Linked DNA regions of Homo sapiens: regions 1, 3 and 4 are each linked to region 2. The links are chromatin contacts, found by Hi-C in ENCODE. All regions are on one chromosome and are shown on one strand. The core of a region is the stretch at or near the end of the contact, and the rest is flanking DNA. Distances in the headings are between cores, read along the strand shown. Region 1 holds the start of SPRTN (SprT-like N-terminal domain). Region 2 holds the start of CCSAP (centriole, cilia and spindle associated protein). Region 3 holds the start of ARV1 (ARV1 fatty acid homeostasis modulator). Region 4 holds the start of ARF1 (ARF GTPase 1).

Region 1 (5,971 bases), core at 368-2,867, 2.0 Mb after region 2:
ACCGCCCCTTCAAAGTCTCTCTGCGCAATGCAGACATCCAGGTCTTCAGGTAACTCCTGGATCCATTCCATGGAGAGGTCCACCTTCTCTTCCTCTACCTCAGGAACAGCTGGTTCTTCTTCTTCGTCATCCTCAAATGGGTTAGTGGCCTTGGAAGTCACTTGGGGTGGCCCTCGAGGGGCCGCTGCCTCCTCCTGCTCCCTTCGCCTTTTCTCACTGAGGGCCCTCTTGGTGTCCTCCAGCACTTCCAGCCACTCTCGTTTGATTTTAGCATTTTCGGCCTGGAAAATACGGCTCTCGGGGAACATAAGCAGCTTGAACATGTCCTTCATGGGCGGGTTGTCCTTGACATTGACTACGGCCAAACCATCTAGGGAATAGAGAGCGTTGTAGCGATACATCCCACGCCGCTGAGGCAGCCAGGTAGCCACCAACAAGCAATCGTTCATGAGAAAGCCGTGCACCCGCTGCAGTTGGGCCATGTGGTCCGCATCGTATTCCACTAGGTCCCCATTGTACACCAAGTACTGTCCCGGCGTCTCCAGCAGATGCCTGCAGCCTTCCACCTTCTCAAGCAGGGTGGTGAGAGTGCGCTGCTTTCCTTCCTCGCCTGGACCGGAGCCGTCGCGGGAGGCACCCCCGGGGGTGGAGAAAAAGCCGGCCTGGCCTCGGAGGTGGTCTCGGCCCCCCGCCCCACCGACTCCCTCCTCCCCTCCAGAGGCGGCGGCGGCTCCGGCGGCAGCAGCGGCAGGCAGCAACGTAAGCGGGATGCTCTCCAGGCTGCTTTTCTGCTCGGTCAGCAAATGGCTGAGCTGGTACATCTCGCTCTCCAGGTAGGAGATCTCGCGGGCCGTCTCTATGAACTGCCGGTAGTTCTGGTAGACGTTGCGCTTCAGGTTCTGCGCCGTCTCCTCCGCCAGCGCCTGGATGCGCTGCCGGTGCTCCTGGAGGTCCCGGTCCCCATCCGACTGCTGCGAGAGCTGCTTCACGTACAGCCGCGCCTCAAAACCCCCTGACTCCAGCTGCCGACGCAGGCGGCTCGCCCCACTGTCCGACATCGCCATCGCCATTTCTCTCCGGGTCTCACGCACTCACTGTCACTATCGGCGCCGCAGCCGCCGCGGCTGTCTAGACCCACCCAAGGCCAACCGAGCTCCTGGGCTGAGGAAGCAGGAATGGGAACGAGACGAGTACGCCTGCGCCGGGTCTGAGCGTCAGACACTGCGCCTGCGCAAGTGGGCCGAGCGCAGACATTGCGCCTGCGCAGCAATGCCATCGGTTAAAGCGCATGCGCAAGATGAGCTATTGCGGAAGTGAGGGGAGGGAGAGGCCGAGAGAAATTTCGGTACTGCGCATGAACCGAGCGTGACGTTGAGGTTTGAAATAACCGGCAAAGAGTAAAGGCTGAAACTAGCTTCCTGAAAGCTTCGTAGGGCCCGAGCCCTGTGAGCCCAGGTTCTGCGCCCACTAGGAGGTGTCATGCTGACTGCTTTTTTTAAAGCCCTAGAATCTTGGCTTCGGCGTTTGGGGTAAGCTCCGTTCTCGTTCTCAAGCGCGTTTCCGCGAACTCTCGCGGGATTGACGGGCCGTCTCGAGAGCCGGCATCTCCTAGGAGCTAGTCCTGGTCCTCGGCTAGGCGGCTTGGGGTCGCGGCGTAACTGGGGAGCCAGCCTGACGCCGGCGGACCCCGCCTGTGATCCTGGCAACGATGGATGATGACTTGATGTTGGCACTGCGGCTTCAGGAGGAGTGGAACTTGCAGGAGGCGGAGCGCGATCATGCCCAGGAGTCCCTGTCGCTAGTGGACGCGTCGTGGGAGTTGGTGGACCCCACACCGGACTTGCAGGCACTGTTTGTTCAGTTTAACGACCAATTCTTCTGGGGCCAGCTGGAGGCCGTCGAGGTGAAGTGGAGCGTGCGAATGACCCTGTGAGTTCCGAGCCCCGCTGGGGAAAGAGGCGGGACTGGCAGCTTTCCTGCAGCCCCCGGCCCTGGTTTTCTCTCCTTTCTCTAGTCCGACGGTCCCAGGGGGCGTTAAATGAGGGGAGTCTGGTTTTGGACCTGGCAATTCCTGCCTCGGCGTGTTTCTGTCTTCCTTACCTTTTCTCCCACTCGAACAATAAGAAAGCTGTGTAGACCACACCGCCACGGTTGGACTCAGGGCCGTAACAAAAAAGAGATTTTTATTTGAATCTCACTTCACTTGAAAATAACAAGTTCCTGATTTGCCTTATGATAGTGCTGTAGGACCCAGAAGGGAGAAGCAACCAAATCTGCACCTAAGAAAGTGCTGAGGACGCAGAGTAACTGCCAAAGGATGTGTGTTCTCCTCCTCTATTCCCGTTAGGAAACCCACTTTAGTTAGCTCGTGTGTTGCATTGGGGATCTTCAGTGATGCTTTTAAAACGATTCTTTTTCTACACGCTAAATTTCAGAAATCCCTATTTGAAATAATAATCTACTCCTGCACGTGAACAGGGTTAAGTTTAAGATACAGTTGTATCCCAGCATGCTTGTTTTTGAGTTGATAGAAAACAACCTACTGTCAAACAAATTAAGATATGATATTAAATTGTGTTTAAAGTACCAATTTCCTTTATACAGGCGTCTGTTATGATTTTGGAGATATGCTACTGGAGATATCTGCTTGTTAATAACACCGAACTGTAACTTGTCGGAAGGAGACTGGGAGTAGCAGAATAGGATTGCCTTTGAGCTGTTGCAGCCTAGCTAGGGCAAGGGGAGCTGCAGTTGGGCCATGTGGTCCGCATCGTATTCCACTAGGTCCCCGTTGTACACCAGGTACGGTCCTGGCGTCTCTAGCAGGTGCCTGCAGCCTTCCACCTTCTCAAGCAGGGTGGTGAGAGCACGCTGCTTTCCTTCCTTGCCCGGCGGGGATCGGAGCCATCGCGGGAGGCGCCCGCGGGGGTTGTAACTAATTAATTAGGTGAAATGCAAGTATCTGCTAACCAAGGGGGGTATACTTTCATGAAAGCCATCTGCCAACTGAGTTAGTGTGAACTGCCCAAGAATGTGTAAGGACTTGGGCATATTTGGCCAATGTAACACATTTTTATGGTGATTGTTTTCTAGGTGTGCTGGGATATGCAGCTATGAAGGGAAGGGTGGAATGTGTTCCATCCGTCTCAGCGAACCCCTTTTGAAGTTGAGGCCAAGAAAGGATCTTGTAGAGGTATTTTTCGTGTAAACTTGCTTCCTAGCGCAGTAATTTACAAATACTTGTCAATGATTTAGACTGCTGTGAATTCGCCTGTATGTATCGTTAAAAAAAGTCACTTTGCCCTCAGTGAAAGCTTGAATTATGGGGCAAACAATAATGAACACCTTATGTTTTTTATAGTGCTTCATAGTAAAAAAAAAAAAAACAAAAAAAAGGCTTCTAGGGGCCGGGCACGCTGGCTCACGCCTGTAATCCCGACACTTTGGGAGGCCGAGGCGGGCGGATCACGAGGTCAGAAGATCAAAAACATCCTAGCCAACACGGTGAAACCCCGTCTCTACAAAAAAAAAAATACAGAAAATTAGCCGGGCGTGGTGGCCGGCGCCTGTAGTCCCAGCTACTCGGGAGGCTGAGGCAGGAGAATGGCATGAACTGAGGAGGCGGAGCTTGCAATGAGCCGAGATCGCGCCACTGCACTCCAGCCTGGGTGACAGAGCAAGACTCTGTCTCAAAAAAATAAAAGCCTTCTAGGTATATTATCTGTTTTGATTTTACAACAGCCCTGTTTATGTTCATGTGTTGCTGTTTTCATTTTTATGAGTAAAGAAATTAAGGTTCAGAGAGGTTAAGTAACTGGCTTAAGTTACTTATTTAGAAACAGAGAAAACAGGATCCACATGTTCCTGTTGAGAAACACAAATTTTGATTCTCCTCAGTTGGGCTGCAACACTGCTGTGCTCTCAGGACACCTAGCTGAGCTGGCAGCACAAACCAGTGTGAGGGCACGCTTCACATTTAGAGCTGGTACTTACTTCTGCTAGCAGAATGGAGCAGTGGGAGCTGAGGCAGGAGGATCTCTTGAACCCGGGAGGCGGAGGTTGCAGTGAGCCGAGACCGTACCATTGCATTCCAGCCTGGGCAACAAGAGCGAAACTCTGTCTCAAAAAAAAAAAGAAAGAATTATCTGTACAAAAGAGCACAGTGGTAGTTTCTGAGCATGGGGTGGGAAGCATGTTAAAACATGCTTGGAGATGAGAGATGCTGTTTTTAAGGATAATAAAAGGCAATGGATTACATAACAGTGTGAATATACTCAACACTGAACTGTACACATAAAAATGGGTAAGTTGGGGAATTTTGTTAATTTTTTTTACCACAGTTTGTTTAAAAAGTAGCTACTAAATGTAAAGTGGTACAGTAGAAATACTTGATTAATGAAAAAGAACAGAGCTCAGATGATAAAGAGAAAGGTAGGTGTAAACAAAATATCAGTTAAATGTAAGTGGACTAAACACTCCATTAAATACATGGAATGGCATGCTAGATTAAAAGAGACATGCTTACAGTAAAGACACACTTATTTTAAGTTTAAAAGGATGAGGAAAAGTAATCATCCAAACACTTAAAAGCAGAAAACTATTGTGGCTATAAGGTTGAGTACTCATTATCCAAAGTGGGACCAGAAGTGTTTCAGATTTTTTTTTTTTTTACTTTGGAATATTTGCATTATACTTACTGGTTGAGCTTCCCTAATCCAAAAGTCCCAAATCTGAAATGGCTTTAGTGAGCATTTCCTTAGAACTTAACCTTTAATCATCTTGTAAGTGCTCAAAAAGTTTTAGATTTTGGAGCATTTCAGATTTTGGATTGTCAAATTAGGGATGTTCAACCAGTATTAGTATCAGACTAAAGACTTCAAGGGAAGAAGTTTTACTAGAGGAAAAGTGGGATATTTTATAATAATAAAATAATCTATTAAGCAACAATACATAATCTCTCCAAAAGTAATAACATAACTTTAAATTTTATGAGGCATAAATTAGCAGAAGCAAAAAGAATATACAATCAGGCTGGGTGCGGTGGCTCACGCCCATAATCCCAGCACTTTGGGAAGCTGAGACAGGCGGATCACTTGAGGCCAGGAGTTTGAGACCAGCCTGACCAACATGGTGAAACCCCGTCTCTACTAAAAATACAAAAATTAGCTGCGTGTGGTGACACAGCCTGTAGTACCAGCTACTCAGGAGGCTGACGCACAAGAATCGCATGAACTCGGGAGGTGGAGGTTACAGTGAGCCGAGATCACACCACAGCACTACAGCCTGGGGTGACAGAGCAAGACCCTGTCTCACTACAGCCTCAACCTCCCAGGCCCAAGCAATCCTCCCGCCTCAGCCTCCCAAAGTGCTGGGATTACAGGTGTCAGCCAAGACACCCAGACTCATACTTGAAGAATGTTAACACAACCTTCTTAGTAACCCAATGAATAAGCGGAAAAAAATAATACACATTTTAAAAAGTTGAACAGCATGATTAACCAAATCAGCCTTAGAAGGAGCCCTAACTGGAAGAGTTGCTTAATGAATATGTATTGGGTAAATGATTACATAAACACATGAGAAAAAAATGTTTTTAAGTAGTGGGTGAGAAGAGAATGGGGAATGTATAATAGTATCAAGTGAGCATTTCCTGTTGGCAGAAAGTTACAAAATGACATTTTCGTCAATGACAGGCCCCATATATAACAGTGGTCCCATAAGATTATAAGACCATATTTTTATTTATTTATTTATTTTTATTTTTTGTTTTTTGAGATGGAGTTTTGCTCTTGTTGCCCAGGCTGGAGTGCAATGATATGATCTCGGCTCACTGCAGCCTCCGCCTCCCTGGTTCAAGGGATCCTCCTACCTCAGCCTCCCAAGTAGCTGCGATTAAAGGTGTGCGCCACCACGCCTGGCTGATTTTTGTATTTTTAGTAGAGGCGGGGTTTCACCATGTTGGCTGGTCTCA
Region 2 (6,164 bases), core at 3,355-5,854:
AGGAATCGGAGACAGTCTAGACCACTCTTCATAGCATATTGGCTATGGGAGGAAAAGAATCTCACGGTTCACAAGCACTTCCACCCCCAAACCCCAACACACACACACACACACACACACACACACACACACAGAATTTCCTAACAGCTTTTTAGTATCCATCCCTTAAATAAGAATGAGAAACGAAGGATCATTAGACATTTGAGAAAAGTGCCTAACATGAAAATAGAGAATTACCAGCAAAAAGAAACAAAGAGGCAGAAGTGAAAGATTGTGCTGAAGAAACACAGAAAGAGAAGAAAACAAACGAAAAATTCTAATATATATCCTCAGTAAGATAAAACCCTACATGCATCAATCAGGAACCAGATACTGTGTTGTAAAAAGAAATAAAAAGGGACGGAAAGGAGGGAGGTAAGGGAGGGAATAAATGGCAGCCCAGAAAACAATTCAAGAGCTCTTACATTTAAAAGAAAAATAGGATCCCTCAAATGGAAAATGTAATAAGAGATTTAGAAGATACAGCTGAGAGTATCACCCAGAAAACAAAACAATAAAAGATGAAAATCTGTCAAGAAAAAACTTAGAAAATTAGAGGATAAAATGATAAAGTCTAATATCCAACTAAGGACTTCAGAAAAAAAAGAAATGGGAAAAAAAAAAAAAACAGAAATAAGAAAATAATTCCAGAAAACTTCCGGGAATTAAAAACATGAGTTTGTCTATAAAGACCTGCCAAGTGCCCAGCAAAGCAAAGGAAAACAGATCTAGATCAAGGAAAAATGTCAGAACATAAAGGCCAAAGAGAAGACCGTGAAAGCTTCCTGAGGGCAACACATTACCTACAAAAGATCAAGATCAAGAATCATAACGAGGCAGGCTGTAACATCAGCAGTCATAACACATAAGGAGGAATGCCCCCAGAGTTTCTACGGACAACTGTTCCAACCTAGAATTCCATGCCCAGCCACACTCACCAAATTGTAAGGGTAGAATAAAGCTATCTCTTGGCATTCAAAGAAAGCTAACCTCTGAACCATCCTTTCTTGGGAATCTACTAGAAGATGTGCTCCACCAAGAAGGGGTAAACCAAGAAAGAAAATGACATGAAAGGCACACGACAGAGACTCAAACCCAAGAGAGAAGCCAAGAAAGGTCCTAGGAGGATGGCCAAGGGCCCTCCCAAGATGCCAGCCAGGCAGCAGCCCACAGGAGCAGCAGCCAGCCCAGACAGAAGTAGGTCAGGGGCCCTGGGAGAGGCATCTTAAGATGACAAGAGTGATAGTGAACCTGATGTGTTGGTTGTATTGTGAAAGAAAAAAGGGAATCATGGGAAATAGTATGGGTCAGCTTTGAGTAACTTTTTCCATGGGCACAATACGGTACATACTAATTATGAATCCAACAAACTCTATGAGGACTGTATTGTGCAGGTGTGGAGATGGGCCGTGTGTGTGTGGGTGAGGAGAGCAGTAAAAAAGAATTAAAGTCAATAGATAATGTTAAAAACTGAAAAAAAACAATCACATGTCAATAAAAGCCATGTTACTTGGAGATACAGAAATAAATACCAAAGGAAAAACCAGGGTGTTATGTATGGCATAGGGCTGATGTGCTTTTGTAATAAGTCAGACAGAACTACGTGATTCTATGTGCATCTATGGCTTCAGGGAAAGTAAAAAATTTTATATTTTATAGAAACTCAAAAGAGTGCTCATTGCACTAGTATTTAAAACCATCCACTTAAAAACCAGGATATTTAATCTTGTGCAAGCAACACAGGAGTCAAGAGGGCCTTACGGGTAGGAGCAAAACAAAAGATGCTGCGATTGAGTCCTGAAAGCAGAAAACATCCTTTCTTCTTCCTGATGCCTAAACCAGAAACGTTAGCAGGGAAGAAATAACTGAGAGGACGCTATATTTAAGGAAACCAAAATAATCATGAACTCAGAGCTTACCTGAGCTGGTAAATACAGGCACCATCCATATCACAACGCTGCCTAAAAATTGTATTTATATTGCATGCAAATATTTGACAACTCCATCACAAACAATAAAAGATCGGGGAGAGAAAAGCCATTTAGCCTGATAAAGTACATCTCAATTTAGCTAGCAGATCAGTACCCACAGGAATAATCTGGAAGGCATGTTCCCTACCCCCTCCACCTTCTGTTATTTGCATTTCTAGCAGTGATCACTGAAGCATCAGGATTTGTGGGGATTCACAAGTAACATCATGATGGGAGGAGGCAGCCCTGCCTCCGATGATGAGCTGAAAATAGCTGAAGATGGTAAAACCAAGAGCAAAGCAACCCGGCTCATAGCCGAAATTTCATCTCCTCCTCAGCCTCTCACAGAGAAGCCAGGAAGAGTCTGATTGGCTTGCAATCGGGTAAACAAAAATAAACACATAAATGAATAAAGTCACTGATCCTGAGCTTCCGTTTTTTCATCTATAAAACTGAGATTAGGGCCGGGCATGGTGGCTCACTCCTGTAATCCCAACACTTTGGGAGGCCGAGGCGGGCGGATCACGAGGTGAGGAGTTTGAGACCAGCCTGACCAACATGGTGAAACCCCGTCTCCACTAAAAATACAAAAATTAGCCGGGCGTGGTGGCGCGTGCCTGTAATCCCAGCTACTCGGGAGGCTGAGGCAGGAGAATGACGTGAATCCGGGAGGCAGAGGTTGCAGTGAGCCGAGATCGCGCCACTGCGCTCCAGCCTGGGCCACAGAGCGAGACTCCGTCTCAAAAAAAAAAAAAAAAAAAGATTACAACATGGTCTCTTTTGGGATTGTTTTGAATATTAAATGACAACATACATATTCCCAGATCAGTGACTGAATGTCTAACAGGCTCCCAATACATTTTCCATGTTTTCCTCACTCGAGCCTTTTTAAAATCCAGTGATCTGGAAGGAACCATTGGTTACTCCAGGCTGTACTGAGGCGTTCAACTGGGTCCCCAGCCCTGCAAGCCTCTGGGCAGGAAAGAAGGTGAAGGGGCCATGCCTTGAAAACACGCGCAGCGCCACCGGCGCTTTCGGATCTGGACAGGCGAGGGAGGATGGGGAGGGACGGAAGGGGAGAGGCCCTAGCACTTATAAAGATGCTCTCACAGCCAAGTTATTCAACACTCCACGTAAACAAATGCAAAATATTCTTTAGGGACAGCGTAGCGAGGTCGGGGAGTTAATACGGAAAACAATGGCCCCATTCATCAGACAAAGCTTAGCTCTGTGGTTCTTAACCTTTTGGGTTACCTTTGAGAATCTGATTAAAGCTGGGGCTCCTCTGATCAAAAATGGGCGCCTAGAAATAAGCAGATGGGACTCAGTGGTTCGCCAAGAAATAAGATGGGATTCAGAGGTTTGCCAAGCCGCAGAGGCCCGCGAGGAAAGACCCCAGACTCAGCCAGCGGCGCTTCAATTGAGTTCACCGCTGGCTCGACCGAAAGCCACCTAATTAAGGAAATAAAGGGTGGCAAAGGCTGCCACCTTCCCTATTTTGTCAAGAGAGACGGATTCTGTCAACCGAAAAAAAAAAAAGGAAGAGCCAGCCCCGAGTGGCGCAAGAAATAAGAGATCAGCTGCTCAGAGCTTAGAGCAAACCGTCCCTGCGTGCAGGCCCCTCGCGCTCCCCTCCGGGCCGGGTACCTGGCAGAGCCGCGTCCTCCGCGTCCTCGGCCTCCGCGTCCCCGGCCTCCGCGTCCTGCTCCTCCGGGGCCCCGCGCGCCCGCCGTTCCGCCTCCTCCTGGGTCGCCGGCTCTACGGGCGGCGGGGGCGAGGGCGGGGCGCACCGGGGTGCGGGGCCCCCGGCGCCCGACGACTCTGACGACGCCGAGTCCTCCGAGGAGCCGGCCGGGCCCCAGTCGTCCCAGAGCCAGGGCGCGTGCGCCTGCTCCAGCAGCCGGCGGCCTAGGCGGTAGTGCAGCAGCTCGCGGTAGCACGGCCCGTACTCCTCCCAGCGCGGCTCCTGGTAGCGCTTCATGTACTCGCTCTTCACCCCGCTCCCCGGGGACATGGTGCCGTCCGCCGCCTCGAGCGCCAGCCGCTCCTCGCTGCCCGCAGCCTACGGGACCCGGTACACGACACAGAGGCCGCCCCGCCCCTCCGCCGGCCCTGCCCGCCGCGACGTTTAAACCCGGAGCCCCGCCCGGACGGGAGCAGGGGGCGGGTCCCGGCGAGGGCGGGGAGGGGGCGGGGCGGGGGCGGCCTCACCCGGCGGCCGGGACCAAGAGCAGAGGCGGGGACCGGGGCTGCTGGGGTCGAGGGGCGCGCCGCCGAGGAGGGCTGCTCAGTGGGCGGAAGGCAGGGAGGCTGCGGGCTGGGGCGAGGGGACCGCAGGAGACTGGGGCTGAGCGGGAGGAGGAGCGAGGGAGGGGAGCGGCGGGGCCCGTGATCGGGTGGTCCTGGGGTCTCCGGAGGCGTCCCCTGAGCTAGGCGTGCGGTCCCGCGGGGCTGCCTTACCTCCTTCCCGCCGCGCCCGGCCGATCCTCTGCGCCCAGGCCCGAGGCGCGCGTGGCGCAGCAGCTAAAGCGCAGCTCGCTCTCCCGCGCGCTTTCCTCCTGAGCAAGATGTCGCCGCGGCGGCCCGCGCTCCAGCTGCAGGCGGGAGGCGGTGGCGCCGCCTCAGTCCCGGAGCCTCCACGCGCGCTCCCGGCCCCCGGGCCTCCGCCCGCTCCGTGGGGGCGGCTGCTTCCGTAGAGAGCGCGAGGCGCGGGGGTGCGGGCGTGCCTGCCAGTCCGAGGGGCCCAGGCCCAGGTCCCTGGCCCACTTATTTGAGGTGCCCGTCCACCCTGGTCCCAGCAGACGCTGTCCCAGGCACGCGTCACTCTGCAGGAGTCGTCAGTTAGGGGCAAGAGATGATCCCTCCAGATATGCAGCCCCCCCAGGCTGCGGCCGGGGGCGACACTCTCTGTCCTCACTCGAAACCTACCGGTTCTTCCTCTCTGTGTTCACAACACCTGTTACTCTGGCTTTAACTCCCTTTTATATCTACACTCCCCAAATTCTTTTAGATTTTGATCAAAACCATTTCACTCGCTCAGAGATTCGTTTGCACATAAAAGCTTGACAGATTAACTTACGTTGTGCAGAAGTATACAAAGTTGTCCCATTTGTTACAGTTTCAAAAGTGGCCCCACACTCTTTTCCCTTTTTACACATAAAACCTTCACAGATCCAGTTACTTTGTGCAGAAGTATACAACGTTGCCCCATTTGTTACAGTTTCAAAAGTGGCCCCGCACTGTTTTCCCTTTTTGCTCATAAAACCTCCACAGATCCGGCTGAGCGCTGTGGCTCACGCCTGTAATCCCAGCATTTTGGGAGGCCGAGGCGGGTGGCTCACGAGGTCAGGAGATCGAGACCATCCTGGCTAACACAGTGAAACCCCATCTCTACTAAAAAAATAAAAATAAAAAGAATTAGCCCGGCGTGGTGGTGAACGGCTGTAGTCCCAGCTACTCGGGAGCCTGAGGCAGGAGAATGGCGTGAACCCGGGAGGCGGAGCTTGCAGTGAGCCTAGATTGCGCCACTGCACTCCAGCCTGGGCGACAGAGCAAGACTCCGTCTCAAAAAAAATAAAAAATAAAAAATAAAAACCTTCACAGATCCAGTTACATTGTACAGAAGAATACAACGTTGCCCCATTTGTTACAGTTTCAGAAGTGGTCCTGCACTATTTTCCCTTTCTTAAAAAAAGAGCCTTGATACAGTAGCTGCAAAAAGATTTGAAAGGAAAAAACTTTTGGAAAATCTAAATATATATATAGCAGTTAAAAAGCAAGCCCAGGCCGTGAGTAGCGCTCACGGCTTCCACGTCAGGATTCCCACGAATTCACCTACTTTCTACGTGTCCGCATCCTGCCTCCCACCACCACCGCCCACCTCATCATAGCTAAATGATTCAGAGGCGGCTACTGGCCCAAATGGGGCGGGTCAGACCGTCTGCTCTGAAAACTTGAAGTTACTAGTCCAATCATTAGCACGGGATTGTGTTAATGGCAGTTTTCTGGACGGAAACTCCAGGATACCCTGCTGCTAATGAGTCCGCGGACGCCATGATTTCTCCCCTTCCCAACTTTATTTTCTGTTCCTTGACTTACATTAGGGACATTCTAATGCACTTTCCTTTTGTTTAAGCTGGCTGGGGTTGGTTTCTG
Region 3 (5,742 bases), core at 1,330-3,829, 1.6 Mb after region 2:
CAAGTAGTTGATTCTGGAAATGACTTCTTGGGTGACCACAGCGGCAGCTGCCCCACTTTAGCACCTGTTGGTAGCTACTCACACAGCCAGGGGAGGTGATCTGAAAGACTCAGGTCGTTCATTTGCAACAGTAAATTTTAAATTCCAAGCTAGAAAAAATAAGTACTACATGGGAGAGAGAAAAAGAAGGTAGAAACATCTAAATAAATTATGTTTACAGCTTCATGATACAGTGTTCATCCTCCAGGGAAATATCGTAATACAAGTCAGAGCTGGCTTGAACAGGGTTCTTAAATACTGGTGGTTAGCCTGATGCCAAAGAATCAAATAAGCCACCAACATCAATGATACCAATAGATATCATAGTATTAATCGATACATACCTTCTACTGTCTAAACGCTGGGGCTCCTTTAGCCAGTGAGCACCACATGAGCAAAGGAGAAAGGGAAATTTACCCAACATGCACCATATGCAAGTAAATACTTCAGATGTGGTTTGCCTACCTACAACCACTTAATGGTTAGGACAAAGGCTTTGTCTGGAGCCCGACTTCATGGGTTCCTCCTTTGGCAGCTGTGGGATCTCAAGAAGATGACAATTTCACTATGTTTCAGTTTGTTCATCTGAGAAAATGAGCCACCATCTAATGAGGTGGTTATTGTTTTTCTGATAGACTAATATACTAGGCTCATAGACCTAAAGCACTTATAACAGCACCTGGCATACAGCAAGCACTCAATATATGTCGGCTACTTCTCATTTCCCTCACAGCACCCTCGTGAGGAAAATAAAACCCCACAATTAGGTGAACAGTGTTTTCCACTTACAGAGGAGGCATTTTACAAAGACAGGTAATTCACTTGCTCAGAGATACAGAAAGTGACAGAGGTAAGTAAATGCCATTCTTTCTCCACCGTGCAAGGCTGGCCGTGTTACTTACGCCGTTACCAGCTAAGGCCTACCGCAAAATAAAAAAGTCACAAACCTCTCAGTGAGTGACACTTCCTCAAGGAAGTCAGACTGTACTAAAAGGAAATCAGATTGTGCTAATCTTGACGTCTCATCTCAACTAAAAAAAAAAGGTATTGTTTTCCCAGGTACACAATGCCGAAGAAAACCACTGCCAAGTCTTAAAAGCAACCATCTCCCAGTGGGTTCGGTAGACCCCGGTCCTTCCCAAAGCAAGCCATAAGGGAACTCACATAGAGAAGGGGGAAAGAGAAAGGGAGGAGATTGATGGGTAAAAAGACCCACGACAGAACTTCAAAACAAAAAAATGTACACACGTATTTTGTCCCAGAGGCATCTGCTATGATTTATTAAACTGAAGCCAATAGCGCCCATTCTTAATGAATGAGCTGGCGTAGCTCCAATACACACACGGCACTGACACACAGGCTCAAGGCCTGCAGGGGCCTTTTTTCCCTCTGGGAGACACCTGACAGATCGCAGGTTGATCTTAAACAACTGGAAGCAAGATGTCAACGAGCAGATAAGATGGGCTTGCTCTTTTTTTCCATTCCAGGGATCCAATTTTTAGGAACTGTTGTATACGAGACATTAACCCGGGAGGTCAGGAAGCCTGATTTCCAGGCCTAAGATGTGCCAGGCGTCTCCCTCCGGGGGCGGGCTCCGCAAGCCGCCGGGCTGGTTGCTCGTCCGCCCGCCCCTCCCTCGCCCCTTCGGCATCCTCGGGAGGCCGGCGGCGGGAACAGGGCTGCCCCGGGCCACCTGCCATCTCCTCCGCCACCCTTCCAACAGTTGCTTCAGACTCAGGAGAGAGGCCGCCCTGGCCCCAGGAGCATGCTGTCAGCTCATTTCTCGACTCGCCGCCCTGCCCAAAGGCGGCTGCAGGAGGGCGCGCGGCGGCGTGGGTGGCAGCGGCGGGAAGCTGCCCGCCAGGACCCCTGGCCGAGCCGGCTCCCGCGGATCGCGCGCCGCAGCCGGAGGCGTGAGGCCCGGGCGACCCGTACCCCGGCCCGGGACCCCAGCCCCGCTGCCCCGCCGCCCCGGCCGACTCGGACGCCCGCCGCCGCCCACTCACCGCCGCACTCGGCAGAGTACTGGTCCCCCCAGTCCCCGGACTGCGGGCTGCAGCCGCCGCCGCCCGCCGGGGCCTCCTGCTGCTGCCGGTGCTGCAGCTCCTGCTTGAGCAGGGAGAGCGGCGAGTAGTGCTCGGTGGCCAGGGCGCCTGGCCGCAGCCCGGCGGACAGGACCCCCAGCAGCAGCAGCAGCAGGACACGCCGGGCGGCGCCCGCGGCGGCCACAGCGCCGCCCCAGAAGCAGCAGCAGCAGCAGCAGCCGGCAGGTGCCATCTTCCCTCAAGGCGCATGCGCGACAGCCCTTGCCCGGCTCTCAGGCCTCCCCGCCTCTAACCTACGGCGGGCAGGTGGACCGTGGCAAGGGGGCGGGACAAGGGGAGAAGCATTGTGTGCTGGGAATGGTAGTCCCAGCTCGGCCAGCCCGGGGCCGCCTTGCCGGTGCCGGGACTACGAATCCCAATAAGCCCGCGCGGCGCAAGTCTTCCGGTCTGGCGTCTGACGTCTTACCCTCCACAGAATCGGAAGTTCTGGACTGCAGTTGAGTGGAAATGGGCAACGGCGGGCGGAGCGGCCTGCAGCAGGGGAAGGGGAACGTGGATGGGGTGGCAGCGACTCCTACTGCTGCCTCGGCCTCCTGCCAGTACAGGTGCATCGAATGCAACCAGGAGGCCAAAGAGTTGTACCGAGACTATAACCACGGTGTGCTGAAGATAACCATCTGTGTGAGTTGTCAGGTGTGGGGTGCCCTTGAGAAGAAAATGGCGCGGCGGGATTTGGGGACCGCGAGGAGCAGGGTCCTCTGATACAGTCTTTAGTTCGGTAGTTGACATTCCCGCCCGGGATCTTTGCATGAATATCTGTACTGATAGAGAACTCAGCTACCCGACAGCGCTTTTCTCATACTGGGGCATATTTGGGTGATATGACCTAAGCCGGCGAACGGACCGGACCGACAGACAGAGGTAGATGTGGGCATTTTGCAGAGAAATTTAAAGATCAATTAGGTTGACATTTTGGTTCATGCCAAAGCTACTTCCTTCTAGCTCTTCTCCCTTTGACAGAGAGATGGTACCATCCTTACCCTCCACAACCCATGTTGAATTCACCTACGATGCTTTTTAAAGGTTTCATCAATTGTCGTTATTGGATGTCTACGGTGTACAAAGCACTATGCTAGACGTTGGTGGTACAAAACCCAAAAGTGAGGAAGTAAAAATTCTCATTTCAAGGTGTTCGTAGAATACCTTGAACTTTCTGATGATTTTCCATCTCAGAGTTAAGGCCCGAATCCCTGAACTGGCTTATAAGGCCCTATGGAGTCTCCTGCTACTCTTTCCCTTCTTTATTTTACGGCAGAGAGAATAATCTTATGTTTAAAGAGTCTACAAAGTTGGAGGTTCTTTGGGGGTATTAATTAGCAAAGAACCTGTCACAGAATAGACAGTACATTTTTGTCCCATTTCAGATCTTGTGATTTTCTAATCTCTTTAGTAAATTATGGTCTGTAGTAATATACAAGAGAATTGACAAACTGAGTGTATACCTGTATAATCTGCCAACCACATAACGTTCTGATGCATACAACCTCAATTTCCTGTTCCTCTCTCAAGTACTTTCCCTCTTTTGTCAAAATGTCAACCCTTGTTAAATCCAACATATTGCCTGGTCTTGTCCCTGTACCCATGCAGCAGTACGTTGCTGGGGAAAAACAAATTTGTGACGATTAACCTCATATAGGCCTTTCATGATTTCTGGCAATCTTATTTCGGTTTTTTTTTTCTTTCTTTCTTTCTTTTTGAGATAGAGTTTCCCTCTGTCACCCAGGCTGGAGTGCAGTGGGGCACTCTCAGCTCACTAAAACCTCTGCCTCCCAAGTTCAAGCAATTCTCCTGCCTCAGCCTCCCAAGTAGCTGGGATTACAGGCCTGCACCACCACGCCGGGCTAATTTTTGTATTTTTAGTAGAGACCAGGTTTCACCATGTTGACCAGGCTGGTCTTGAACTGACCTCAAATGATCCACCCACCTCGGCCTCCCAAAGTGCTGGGGTTACAGGCATGAGCCACTGCGAAAACAGAAGAGAACTTCCACCAGGTTTGCAACAACATAAACCCAATACTAGCATTTGTTATTTCTTTACTGTACTGTCTTCTTCTGCCTTCTGCTGGATCATTCCCACCAGCATGCATACTGTTACTTCTTCCATCAAAAAAAAAAAAAAAACCAACACCACCAACAAAATACACTTGCTGCCACTTCCCCCTTTAGCTTCTGCTCTTTTTCTTCTTAATTAGAAAGCAGACCTTCTAAGATATGTTTGTACTGTCTATTTCCTTTCCTAGTTTCTCTTGAACCTGCTTTAGTCACATTCCCACCCGCATTTCATTAGAAACTGTTCTTGTTAAGATCACCACTTCCACTTTGCTAAATCCAGTAGTCGATTCTCAGTTAATGATCAGCAGCATTTTACCTCATTACTTCCTCCTCCTTGAAATGCTGTGTGCGCTTCCCAGGATTCAGTGCTCTTCTTATTGTCTTCTTACTTCACTGGCTGTTACCCCTCAATCTCCTTTCTGCTTTTGCTTCACCTCCCTTACCTCTTAATCATGGTGTATTCCAACGCATAGTCATCGTGCCTCTTTCTGTCTGCATGCTTTCCCTTGAAGAGCTCATTCTGTCTCATGGCTTTAAATACCGTCAAAATTTTGACAATTTCCAAATTTATATTTCTACCCTGAACCTCTTCCCTGAACTCCAGACTTAAATGTCCAACTACCTACTTGACTTCTCCACTTGGATTTCAATAGACAGCTCAAATATACCCATCACAGTTAATGGCAACTTTACCATTTTAACTCCTAAGACCAAGAAACCTTGGTGTCATCCCTATTTCTACTCTTCCTCTCACATCCCATATTCAGGTATTCAGCAAATCCTGTTCTGTCTTCAAATTATGTTCAGAATCCACTACTTCTCACTACTCCTGCTGCTACAATCCTCATCCAAGCCACCATGATGTCTACCTGAACTATTGTTGTAACTCCTATCTGGTCTCCCTACATCATCCTTGTACCTCTTCAGTCTTCTCTCCACACAGTAGCCAGGGACTGATCCTTTAAAAATGTAATTTAGATCATATCATCTCTTTGACCAAAACTTTCTGATGATTTTCCATCTCAGAGTTAAGGCCTGAATCCCTGAACTGGCTTATAAGGCCCTATGGAGTCTCCTGCTACTCTTTCCCTTCTTTATTTTACCGGCAGTCCCGCTGGCATCCTGGTGTTTCTCAGACCAGGCAGGTTCCTTCCTCAAGGCCTTTGCACAATGCCTGGAGCACTCTTCTATCAGGTATCTGCGTGACTAATTCCCTTACCTCCTTCAAACATCTCAGAGAGTCTACTCTGACTACCCTATTGAAAAGTATGATATGCTTCCCAGCTTTATCTTTCTCTATAGCACCTATCTTCTTGTAATCTTGTATATAATTGACTTAATGTTGTGTGTCTTCTCCTACTGGAAAGTAAGCTACACAAGGACAGACATTCTCTCTGTTTTATTCATTAATGTAGCTGTATCACCCAGAACAGCGACTGACATTTAGTAGCCACTCAGTAAATGTCTGTTGAATAAATGTATCACTTCCAGGTTTTTAGATTAGCATATGCTTGGCCATCCAGGTAGGAGGAAGAGAACAAGATCT
Region 4 (6,185 bases), core at 1,974-4,473, 1.3 Mb before region 2:
CTGACTCTGGTGGAGGCAGCGCCACCCTGCAGAACACCCTGGCATCTTGCAGTGTGATTCTCCAGCTTTAGCCCACCTAGAGTCTCCCAACAGAGAGAGCGGGCAGAGCAACCATGTTGGAGACAGAGTGGGGCAGGATATCCAGAGAGGTGAACTCTGTCCTGGGATGCCTGGTGTAGTAGTGAGCTCCCCATCACTGGAGGAATCCAAGATAACATTGCAGTCTGCAGAGGCACCAAAGTGCTTGTTCCCCAAGAGGGAGGGCAGGGCTGGGGAAAGAGTAAAGGTGTTGGCAATAAGCAGACTTGGGCATGGAGTAGTCAAGCTCCAGAGGGGTTCCATCCTAGCTGTGTGACATCAGGTACGTGTGAGACCTCTCTGAACATCTGTGGCCTGGCTCAAATGCCGCACACTTCATAGCCCTGCACTCAGAGGTTGACCAAAGTGCCTGCCAGGCCTGAGGTGGGCTGGGGTCCCCTTCACCTAGCCACAATGGCTGCCTACTAGGTCTCCCACATGGGTATTCCTGCTCCTTTGCCCCAGACAGCCCATCTGTCCTTCCAGCCACCTTCCCTAGGAGGCCAGCCCGTTCTGTTGTTTGGCATCCCTGTCTCTGACCTGGTTCTCGGGTGCAGCCACCCCCAGAGGAGAGAAGCCCAGCCCAACCTGAGCTGGCGTCTTTGAGACTGACAATGGAGGCGGCCACGAAGGCTGGAGGGTCCCTGCCCAGCCTGGCCCCCAAACCCCTCCCTCCAGTCAGCTCATCCCACCCCTCTTGGCTAAACCTCATCTGATCCCAGGGACCTCAGAGGAGAGAGAAAGGGATCCCTACTCCCTAGGCAGCGTTGGGGGAGCACCTGGGCCTCAATTACCCCAGGAACTCACTGCCTGACACTTCTTAACTCCCTAGTGGGTCTCCTTCCAGGGGCAGAAATCTGGGTGTGACTACCTGGGCTCCCCTGCGCCTGTTTGGCCTGAAGACATCATCTTTGCCCCGGTGGTGGTGGGGAGCCCAAACCAGGAGCACAGAATCAGCAGGAAGGGACTTTTTATTATTATTATTTTCAGACAGGGTCTCACTCTGTCACCCAGGCTGGAGTGCAGTGGCACAGTCCTACTAGGTCACTGTAACCTTGAACTTCTGGGCCCAAGCGATCCTCCCACCTCAGCCTCCCAAGTAGCTGGGACTACAGGTGTGTGCCACCACACCTGGCTATCTTTGTAAAATTTTTGTAGAGATTATGTTGCCCAGGCTGGGGAAGGTACATTTCTTAACCCTAGGGCTGGCTATACAGGAATCCATTTTATTACTTTTTAAACTGTGCATGTATCTGACATACACTCTTTCCTGTCTGCATTTTTTCACATTAAAAAATATATATTTTAAAGGGGCCAGGCACGGTGGCTCACACTTGTAATCCCAGCACCTTGGGAGGCCGAGGCGGGTGGATCACCTGAGGTCAGGAGTTCGAGACCAGCCATGGCCAACATGGTGAAACCCTGTCTCCACTAAAAATACAAAAATTAGCTGGGCATAGGGGCAGGCGCCTGTAATCCCAGCTACTTGGGAGGCTGAGGCAGGAGAATTGCTTGAACCCGGGAGGCGGAGATTGCAGTGAGCCAAGATTGTGTCACTGCACTCCAGTATGGGCGACAGAGCAAGACTCCATCTCAAAAATAAATAAATAAATAAAAAGTATTTTAAAGGAAGGGGAGGCAGGCTCTGGTTCCCACACAATCCCCGCTCAGTGACCCTGGAGCCACCCCTGGCCACGCTCTGCCAGCAGAGAACCAAAGCCAGGTCCCTTCAGCCCTAAAGAGGCCATAACCACATGTAACCCCCGTGAAATGTCCGCACATGGCCCCGCTCTGGCTGAGCAGGGAGAGGCAGCACAACCAGAAGGTTCCACAGGCATCCACAACCCTCCCTGGGGCTTTCCAAGAGTATCTGAGATGCCTGTAGGGTGGGAGACGTCCTTCCCCTAAACAGACAACCCTGCCACAGCTTCACAGAGGTGAGATTTCGGAAGGGAGCCCCAGGCAGAAAAAGGGACTAAATTTGGGGGCAGGAGGGTCACCGCTTTTGGGGACCTTCGTAGCCCCCGCAGGTGCAGCCCTGGGGGAGAGATCTGCCCATCGCAGCCTCCAGAGGCAGTGAGGACGCCCTGCCCAAGGGGCAAGCAACGTAGGTGATGGGGGCAGCAAAGGGGCGCAGGAGGCCTGGGCCAGGCCCAGTGATCCCACCCCTCAGGCCCTGCCCCCGGGCCTCGGCCTGCACAAATCAGGTTGATTCCCGACCTCCACAATACCCAGGGCACTGTGCTGCAGGGACACTTTCCCACAAGCCCAACCCCTCACAGCAGCACAAGGGAAGAGGCAAGAAGACCTGAGGGTGGTGGGCAGAGCCAGGCCTCCAGCACACGGAACACAGAGGGACTGCAACGGTCCTCTGTTCAGGTGCCTGAGAGCGGGATCTCCTCCGCCTCAACTGGATCTCAGCTTAAAGGCCAGCTCATTAGAGACCACTGTGACCTCCCTTCTGGGCGGCCGTCCCCAACCCTGGGCCCCACCCCCACGGCCCCCGCCTCACCCCGGGGTCCCCAGGCCACCTCCTCCTTTGCTTCATCTGCGGCCAGCTCCCCGGCGTCTGCTCCGGGCCCAGGTATGAGCCCGCGCGTCACTGCGGCCGCCGGGGCGCCGAGGCCAGTGCGGGGACACAGCAAGCCTCCCGCCTTCGGACCTTCCGCCGTGGCCCCGCGAGTGCCACAGGTTTCCACAGGGCCGGGGCACGTGGACCCGCGCAGCCTGGGAGCCAGGAACCCCAACCCCGGCGAGGGGCGCCTCGCACCCCCGTCCTCACGCAGTCCCCGAGGCCTCCCGGTGACTGCCGGGTGTGGGAGGAGGAAGGTGGCAACCAGCCCCGCAGCTCCAGTTGCTGCAGGAGCCCCCCGGGCCTCAGTCTCCAAATACGCCAAACGGGCGGGAGTGAGCCACAGGCTGTCTTCGCGGAAGACTCACAGGCGCAGGCGCAGACGGGTGCGCGCCCCTAGGGTGCGCGCGAGCTAAGACCGCGGCCCGGGGCAGGGTGTCCCCGGCCCCGCCCCCTGCAGCCCTACCGGAGCCAGCGCGCCTGCGTCGCGGGCGCACGGTGGGCGGAGTTCCCGGCGTCTCCGCCCCTTACCCGGCGTGCCCCGCGCCCGGAGGCGCTGACGTGGCCGCCGTCAGAGCCGCCATCTTGTGGGAGCAAAACCAACGCCTGGCTCGGAGCAGCAGCCTCTGAGGTGAGGGCGAGGGGCGCGGGCCGGTGTGGGCCGCAGAGACGTTGGAGCCGGCGGGGGCTGGGGACTGGCCTCGGGGCGACTTGAGGTTCGCGAAGGGCACGTCGACCCCCGCGGCGGCGGCGGCGACAGGGCCGGGCCGGGGGCGGACGCAGACGGGCCGGGCTGAGGCTGGGGCCCGGCCGGAGTCGGGGCTGGGCGGACGGGCGGGTCGGTGAGCTCCTCGCACCCCTCACAGGTTCCCGAAGTCGCTCGCGGCCGCTTGTCCTCCTCTGCCTGTCCCTGCCCCCGCCCGTCGCCCGGAAGTCCGCTTGGACGCCGGGCTCTTCTCCAGGAAACCTGGGCTTCCTGCTTCCCTCGCCTCTGCCTTTCTCGTTTCCCGAGGCCGCCCGCGCGTGGACGGTTGGGATTAGCGGCCGCGGGGGCCGGTGGGGGTCGTGGGGCCTCCCCCACCCGAGTACAGGCGAGCGAGCGGCATCCGGGCGGACCCCCGCCTCGGGGACCGGGAAACTGAGGCTCGGGCGGCCTGAGACGCCGTCAAGGTCATGTAGGTGGTGGGGGCTTGCATCTTCGCCTCCCGACTCCATCCAGTTCGTGTTTGCTGTGAAGACGGTACCGGGTCAGGGGTGGTGAGAGCGGGCGGGCAGGTGGACAGGAACCCCGTGCCCTTCCCTGTCTGCTGAACGGAATGCGTGGACCTCCGGGGGAGCCCAGAGTGCCTCCCTTCACACCAGTGAGACGCAATTTGGGGTCAGCACTCAGGGCACCGGTGGCCTCCAGAGGGCCGGTCGATCTTCGCTTTAACTCCAGGGTGGTTTCCTTGACGTTGTCGGCAGTAGATAAGAAGGCCTCTTCTGAGCTGGTGAATCTTTAACCTACCTGAATCTTTAACCTGCCTGCGGAACGACCTGCTCGCAGACTCTAGGCCGCAGAGGCCGGCCCCAGCGCTCTCTCGGAGCACAGCCTGGGTGGTTACGGCGTGTGAGATTGGGGCTGGACAGCCGTGCGCACCTAGAGTGTTAAATAACCATTCCGACGGCACCTCCTGGCACTCCCTTTCAGTCCAGGCAGCCAGTTGCTGCTTTGCAGGAATTGAGCAGAAATGCACTCGGAATCGCGGGCAGGAAAAGAAGGGAGGTCGGAGGCTTTGGATGGTCCCCGAAGTCGCCGCCTAGTTGAGAGCTGTAGAGTTGGTGCCACTGCCCCTGTTGGAGTGGGCAGTTGTAGTTCTTGTTTCAGAACTAGTGGTCAGCAGTTTTCTTTGCCGGCTGTTGCAAGGCTGGTGGTTCTGGCGTTTTCCGCAGTGTGTTGGGAGGAGTGTGAGATGCCGCGGTGCAGTTGTGTGCGGCCCCTGTGGCCCTCTGCTGTTGCGTTAGCCATTGTCTAACACGTGTGACCGCATGGATGGTGTCCTCATTTAATTTGAATTTTCACCAGCACTGCCTAGGTAGCCAGAACCATAAGGTCCTGAAATGCCGTACTATTAGCTGGGTCCAAAATTGAGAAGAATTGAGTAGTGTAAATGTTAGTCACACATCTCATTGGACACATTGTTAGAGTGTGTTGTCCATGTTTTCACATGTTGGTAGACTGGAGAATAGCTGTCACTTGTCTTCAGGCGTATCTTGTTGAAAATAAATCCAAATCACTGCAGCAGTAGGAATATGCTGTTGCCTGTGAGGCAGATTTTCGGATTTGCTAGTTGAAAAAGATTTGAAACAGTTGGTTTGGACAACAGCTGAGTCACACAATGACTGTGAGTGAAAAGCAAAAACTGGTTCTGTGCCCCTCACAGTTCTGGTTTTGTACATCATGTGGTCTAGCTATGGGCTGTACCTCTTGCACAATATGGAGAGGACATTCAGACATCTTCAACTGCTCATCTGCCCCTACGGACCAGACAGGCTTGAAACTATAGGAAGATGCATTTGACCTTTCATTTTTCAGTTCAGTAGAATTTAATATGGACTGTCAGCCGCTGCGGTGATCATGGAAGTAGACCTAAGAGAAAAAAACTTGTGCAAGTTCACACGTGGAGTAGTATATGACCATGGTTTCAGAGAACTGAAGCAGTTCTTTTTAGATTCTTCAAATTAAATGTCTCCTTGGTGTATTTAAACCTGCTGTTACTCACAGGCCAGGCTCCACCAAGCTTTCCTACACACTTCTTCCTGAGCTGTGACCATTCTCCTGAGCAAGAGGCTGCAGCCAGCCTGGGCTGGCGGGCCCATACTGTCTCTCATAGGCATTCTCTCCCCTTGACCTTTCACCTCCGTAAATTCAAGAGGGTGAAAGGAAATAGAGTGCACTGTCAAAGATAATTGGGAGAGAAACACGAAAAGGCCTCGCAGTGGGGATCTTAAATTATGAGAACTTGTGTTTTCTGTGTTGTGCCTGCTCCTCATTGGCGTGGATGGTTGGTAGGGGCATTCTGCCCGTAGCGTCTGAAGTGGTCTTTTGGAAAAGATTTGGCCCCTTCATGTTGGGATTCCAGGACTTGCCTTCATCCTCAGGTTAATATTCTCCTGTGATTGTTACAAGCTCTCTAAGGCATAGTTGCATTTATTGCCTTACAGCTGCGCAGCTGCCGCACCGTCCAGATAGGTAGTTTCACATTCTCAGGTGGGTCAGATGACCTTGTTAGCGACTTGACAGACATGTCCTGGATGCTCTTTGTTCCCAGGAGGCTCTCAGGTCCTCCCCCAGGGTCCTGTCACTCAGCCACCTACAGGGATGGGGAGACAGTGAGGCTGGCTGATAAGCCATAAAGTCCTTGACTAATCCTGGTTTCCTGGTTCTCACACAGTGGTAACAAGGGCTTGCAGCCGGTTGTCAGCCAACAGACTGGGAAGGGTGGTGCTTCTTACAGGCCCTGATAACAGGAGAAGCCTAAATGACAAGAGAAGA

The links. A loop is a pair of places that touch in the nucleus more often than their neighbours do. Pooled maps may share reads with other maps.
Region 1: a pooled map shows a loop between it and region 2 (6-fold over the local background). The contact joins the promoter of SPRTN here to the promoter of CCSAP in region 2. A Hi-C loop is called at or near these places in 6 of 50 pooled maps.
Region 3: a map of B cell shows a loop between it and region 2 (11-fold over the local background). The contact joins the promoter of ARV1 here to the promoter of CCSAP in region 2. A Hi-C loop is called at or near these places in 3 of 168 maps with a recorded cell type or tissue (B cell and naive thymus-derived CD4-positive, alpha-beta T cell), 1 of 37 single-sample maps with no recorded cell type and 8 of 50 pooled maps.
Region 4: a loop to region 2 is called in a pooled map, with 8 times the contacts of the local background. The contact joins the promoter of ARF1 here to the promoter of CCSAP in region 2. A Hi-C loop is called at or near these places in 9 of 50 pooled maps.

What each region holds. Positions count from the first base shown.
Region 1 is chr1:231,336,676-231,342,646 of GRCh38, forward strand. SPRTN (SprT-like N-terminal domain) reads left to right here and starts at 1,618. Exons shown (of 5, transcript NM_032018.7): 1 at 1,618-1,929; 2 at 3,094-3,193. The coding sequence starts at 1,709. EXOC8 (exocyst complex component 8) reads right to left here and starts at 1,177. Exons shown (of 1, transcript NM_175876.5): 1 at 1-1,177. The coding sequence starts at 1,070. RefSeq lists enhancers at 479-1,354, 902-951, 992-1,051, 1,355-2,229, 1,632-1,831 and 1 more and silencers at 612-781, 2,853-2,902.
Region 2 is chr1:229,338,443-229,344,606 of GRCh38, forward strand. CCSAP (centriole, cilia and spindle associated protein) reads right to left here and starts at 4,605. Exons shown (of 4, transcript NM_145257.5): 1 at 4,470-4,605; 2 at 3,657-4,071. The coding sequence starts at 4,023. RefSeq lists silencers at 3,654-3,853, 4,054-4,913, 5,760-6,054.
Region 3 is chr1:230,976,515-230,982,256 of GRCh38, forward strand. It overlaps ARV1 (ARV1 fatty acid homeostasis modulator), which reads left to right and starts at 2,580. Exons shown (of 6, transcript NM_022786.3): 1 at 2,580-2,765. The coding sequence starts at 2,592. It overlaps TTC13 (tetratricopeptide repeat domain 13), which reads right to left and starts at 2,347. Exons shown (of 23, transcript NM_024525.5): 1 at 2,046-2,347. The coding sequence starts at 2,316. RefSeq lists silencers at 1,662-1,951, 1,972-2,231 and an enhancer at 2,512-2,811.
Region 4 is chr1:228,079,485-228,085,669 of GRCh38, forward strand. It overlaps ARF1 (ARF GTPase 1), which reads left to right and starts at 3,224. Exons shown (of 5, transcript NM_001658.4): 1 at 3,224-3,281. RefSeq lists silencers at 2,521-2,650, 2,661-3,480, 3,511-3,610.